Regions from separate parts of the Homo sapiens genome. Here region 2 is linked to region 1. Evidence: read pairs that join two places in POLR2A ChIA-PET (ENCODE). Cell type or tissue: Panc1. All regions are shown on one strand.

Region 1 (2,500 bases):
GTGCGGTGGTTGTGGAGTACGAGACCAAGGCTGGCCGCATCAACAAGGGCGTGGCCACCAACTGGCTGCGGGCCAAGGAGCCTGCCGGGGAGAACGGCGGCCGTGCGCTGGTGCCCATGTTCGTGCGCAAGTCCCAGTTCCGCCTGCCCTTCAAGGCCACCACGCCTGTCATCATGGTGGGCCCCGGCACCGGGGTGGCACCCTTCATAGGCTTCATCCAGGAGCGGGCCTGGCTGCGACAGCAGGGTGAGTGGGGTCCCATGGGGGAGAGGGGGTGACGACTGGGAGCCCCGCGCTCACCCCGGCCCCTGCCACGCAGGCAAGGAGGTGGGGGAGACGCTGCTGTACTACGGCTGCCGCCGCTCGGATGAGGACTACCTGTACCGGGAGGAGCTGGCGCAGTTCCACAGGGACGGTGCGCTCACCCAGCTCAACGTGGCCTTCTCCCGGGAGCAGTCCCACAAGGTGAGACGGGCGGGCACCCACGAAGGTGGGCATGAGGCTGGCAGGGCCACAGCCACAGTGCCCCCCTCACAGCACCACCCTTGGCCCCAGGTCTACGTCCAGCACCTGCTAAAGCAAGACCGAGAGCACCTGTGGAAGTTGATCGAAGGCGGTGCCCACATCTACGTCTGTGGGTGAGTGAGTGGGGTCACTGGAATAGGGGGCAGGGAGGACAAGGCCCTGCCTGCCACAGTTGGCCCAGCCCCCAGCACCCCCTCTTCCTGCCCAGGGATGCACGGAACATGGCCAGGGATGTGCAGAACACCTTCTACGACATCGTGGCTGAGCTCGGGGCCATGGAGCACGCGCAGGCGGTGGACTACATCAAGAAACTGATGACCAAGGGCCGCTACTCCCTGGACGTGTGGAGCTAGGGGCCTGCCTGCCCCACCCACCCCACAGACTCCGGCCTGTAATCAGCTCTCCTGGCTCCCTCCCGTAGTCTCCTGGGTGTGTTTGGCTTGGCCTTGGCATGGGCGCAGGCCCAGTGACAAAGACTCCTCTGGGCCTGGGGTGCATCCTCCTCAGCCCCCAGGCCAGGTGAGGTCCACCGGCCCCTGGCAGCACAGCCCAGGGCCTGCATGGGGGCACCGGGCTCCATGCCTCTGGAGGCCTCTGGCCCTCGGTGGCTGCACAGAAGGGCTCTTTCTCTCTGCTGAGCTGGGCCCAGCCCCTCCACGTGATTTCCAGTGAGTGTAAATAATTTTAAATAACCTCTGGCCCTTGGAATAAAGTTCTGTTTTCTGTATTTGCCTGGTATTGTGTGAGTAGATCTGGGACCTCCACCTGCATCAACTTAACTAACTCAGACCCCAGGAACCCATGTGGTGGGGCCACCCAGCCCTCCCCTCCCCCAGGAGAACACACACGCTCAGGCCACCTCTGGGCCTCTCTTTATTGAGGGCACTGGGCCCAGGTCTTCCTTCAGGGCCCACAGCGCCCATAAAACCCAAGGGAGAATAGAAGAGACCCCCTGATACACGCACACTCGAGGGGCGCCTCCCATCCCCTCCCACAACACACAGGACAGAAGCCCCTCTGGGCCGGCAGGGGAAGGCCCAGCCTCAATCCTTCTTGCTCCCGTGCCGCTGACTGTGAAACTTGTGGTGCACAACCCTCAGGGTGGTGAAGAAATTGCCGAGGAAAAGGAGGAGGAAGGGAAAGCCGCACATAAGCACCTGCCGGAGGAATAGGGTGAGGGCTGGACATGGGCCTGGCCCCCCATCCATCCTGTCCAGGGACCCCGGCTCACCTGCCACTCCTTGCACTGAGGGTCCTGGGCCAGGTTGAACAACGTCAGCGCGTTAAAAAGCTGCCAGAACTAAGCAGGGAGGAGGCATTTTACTCAGAAGACCCAGTCCCTGCTGGAGCCCGAAACCGGCGCAGAGGACGGACAGACAGACAGGCAGGGACACAGAGGCACGACTTACGTGTCCAAAGAAAAGAAAAGGCAGCAGGAAGGTGAGGCCCCGCCACATCCAGGACTGGAAGCCCTCTGCGGGGAGGAAGGTCAGGGCACAGGACGGCCAGGGACAGAGGGGACGCTACCACTCAGACCCGGGATGGGAGGAAAGGGGAATGTCCAGATGCCAGGGCCACTCCCGACTCACCCACAGTGAGGTCCATGGTGTGCCGCTCGCCCAGCGCCCGCAGGCGGTAGAGGCAGCCGCTCTGGTAGTAGTACTGGAGAAACTGCACGAAGCCTGGGCCGGGCGGAGGACAGAGGAGCAGGGCTGAGCCCCGGGAGGGGTTCCCTGCCCCTGCCCCCCACCACGGGTGCCTCCAGGGCTCAGCACAGACATCTGGGACACTCACTCTGGTACATGGAAAAGGAGAGGAATTGGTTCCGGAATTTCTGGTACATGAGACCGTCGGGCCTAAGGTAAAAAGTGGAGGGCAGTGTGGGGACCCTTGGGGATGCCGTGTATCCCCTCCTTGTCCCAGCTCCTGCCCCTGCCGGGGCCCAGCCACTCACCACGTCAGCATGACTCCCGAC
Region 2 (2,500 bases), 400 kb before region 1:
GCATGATCTCAGCTCACTGCAACCTCAGCCCCTTGGGTTCAAGCGATTCTCCTGCCTCAGCCTCCTGAGTAGCTGGGATTAACAGGCACGCACCACCATGCCCGGCTAATTTTTTTGTATTTTTAGTGGAGATGGGGTTTCACCATGTTGCCCAGGCTGGTCTTGAACTCCTGACCTCAGGTGATCCACCCGCCTCGGCCTCCCAGAGTGCTGGGATTACAAGCGTGAGCCACCGCGCCTGGCCAAAAAAAATTTTTTTTAAGAGACAGGGTCTCACTGTGTTGCCCAGGCTGGTCTCACCTCAAGCCTTGGCCTCCCCAAATGCTGGGATTGCAGGTGTGAGCCACTCTGCCCAGCCTCCTTCCCCACTCTTGTATCGCTAATTGCTAAAAACTGGAAAAGTCCTTTGCTCCTCCACACTTGGACAATACCAGCTTCCCCTTTTTCTCTGCTTTCTAAAACCAGGAAAAACAAGACAGCAGTGAGCTCGAGAGCCTCTGGAAGCAAAGCCAGCTGCATCCTCTTCGACCCCAGTTCTCCAAGCCCACGTGACCATTCCCTTCTGCCCTTCCATGCTATTAAAAGCTAGGGGACTGGCTATTGGCACCAGCTGCTTCTGATGCCACTGAACTCTGCTGTCTTCCTATATACAAGGCAAAGGGACCCCTTTGGCCTCTATCAGCCCCGCAGCCCCACTGCCCCAGCTCCCATCCCAGTCCTCTTCCTCCTTAACCTTCTTCCCAGTCTTGCTTTCTCTACACCCTCCTTTCTTTCCTTTTCCACCTAAAATCCTACCCTAGGCCCTTCCTCCTCCCACTTTCCATTTAACACTTTTTTTTTTTTTTTTGAGACAGAGTCTTGCTCTGTCACCCAGGCTGGAGTGCAGTGGCGCCATCTCGGCTCACTGCAACCTCCGCCTCCTGGGTTCAAGCCATTCTCAAGCCTCAGCCTCCTGAGTAGCTGGGATTACAGGTGCGTGTCACCACGCCCAGCTAATTTTTGTGTTTTTAGTAGAGATGGGGGTTTCACTATGTTGGTCAGGCTGGTCTCCAACTCCTGGCCTCAAGTGATCCTCCTGCCTTGGCCTTCCATTGTGTGGAGATTAGAGGTGTGAGCCACCACATCCAGCTCAATTTAACACTTTCAATCTCTACTCCCAAAACGTCTTTTTTTTTTTTTTTTTGAGATTGAGTCTTGCTCTGTCGCCCAGTCTGGAGTGCAGAGGCAGCATCTCGGCTCGCTGCAACCTCCGCCTCCCAGGTTCAAGCGATTCTCCTGCCTCAGCCTCCCGAGTAGCTGGGACTACAGACGTGAGCTAATTTCTTTTTGTATTTTTAGTAGAGACGGAGTTTTGCCATGTTGGCCAGGCTGGTCTTGAACTCCAGACCTCAGACGATCCGCCCGCCTTGGCCTCCTGAAATGCTGGGATGACAGGCGTGAGCCACTGCGCCCAACCCCAAAACATCTTAAATCCAGTTCTCACCTTTCCCCGCCTCCTCATGACACCTTTACCAGAGCCCGGTCCTCCCTCCAATCACACGCTACAAGCCCCCTCCCCTCCACACTCTCAGCCTCTCCCTCCTGCTTCTTCGCCTTGCAATCCAGCCCAAGGGCAGCCCGACTCCCCGCCTCAGCCTCTGACACCCTGGCCTGGCCCAGCCTCAGTTCTGGTTTACGTTGCCTCCTATGTGCCCACCCCTCTGCCTGATCCCCGTTGTCTCCCACAGTTGCCAGACCCCTGTACACCCCGCAGCTGCTCGCCTCCCCCACCTCACACTATCCATTGTGTCACCTTCTTCTCTCTTTTTTCTGTGAAACAGGGCCTCACTCTGTTGCCCAGGCGGGAGGGCAGTGATGCGATCATAGCTCACTGCATCCTTGACTTCCCAGGCTCAAGGTATCCTCCCACCTCAGCCTCCCGAGTAGCTGGGACTACAGTTGCACACTACCACGCCCGGCTAATTTTTAAATTTTTTTGTAGAGACAGGATCTTGCTATGGCCCAGGCTGGTCTCAAACTCCTGGTCTTAAGCGATCCTCCAGCCTCGACCTCCCATAATGCTCAGATTACAGGCATGAGCCACTGTGCCCAGCCAGGAATTGTTTTTATTAACAGTAAAATCAATGCTTCTGTAACATTTTCATAAGGCAATATAGTGCCTAGGGTTACTCTTTCTTTTTTTTGTTTTTTTTTTTGAGACAGAGTCTCATTTTGTCTCCCAGGCTGGAGTGCAGTGGCATGGTTTTGGCTCACTGCAACCTCTGCCTCCTGGTCTCAGGTTCAAGCGATTCTCCTGCCTCAGCCTCCCGAGTAGCTGGGACTACAGGCATGCATCACCACCATGGGTAATTTTTGTAATTTTAGTAGAGACGGGGTTTTGCCATGTTGTCCAGGCCAGTCTTGAACCCCTGACCTCGGGTGATCCATCCGCCTGGGCCTCCGAAAGAGCTAGGATTATAGGTGTGAGCCACCGTGCCTGGCCAGGTTTCTTTCTAGCTGC

Evidence for each region. Peaks named below come from ENCODE experiments on the same cell type or tissue, not always from the same donor. Only the 100,000 strongest peaks of a DNase experiment are listed, where the experiment ranks them.
Region 2: POLR2A ChIA-PET joins it to region 1 with 7 read pairs; 2 of 35 experiments call an interaction of 5 or more read pairs at or near these places.

What each region holds. Positions count from the first base shown.
Region 1 is chr7:75,985,604-75,988,103 of GRCh38, forward strand. POR (cytochrome p450 oxidoreductase) reads left to right here. Exons shown (of 16, transcript NM_001395413.1): 13 at 1-246; 14 at 320-465; 15 at 556-638; 16 at 734-1,252. The coding sequence ends at 878. TMEM120A (transmembrane protein 120A) reads right to left here. Exons shown (of 12, transcript NM_031925.3): 7 at 2,480-2,500; 8 at 2,320-2,381; 9 at 2,115-2,207; 10 at 1,935-1,999; 11 at 1,757-1,825; 12 at 1,228-1,682. The coding sequence ends at 1,569. Among named protein-coding and RNA genes, the nearest start is that of TMEM120A, 7.7 kb to the right of the region's middle. In Panc1, no CTCF peak of the experiment used is centred here; no DNase peak of the experiment used is centred here; H3K27ac peaks cover 141 bases.
Region 2 is chr7:75,584,020-75,586,519 of GRCh38, forward strand. All of the region lies in intron 5 of HIP1 (huntingtin interacting protein 1), which reads right to left. Among named protein-coding and RNA genes, the nearest start is that of SPDYE5, 93 kb to the left of the region's middle. In Panc1, no CTCF peak of the experiment used is centred here; no DNase peak of the experiment used is centred here.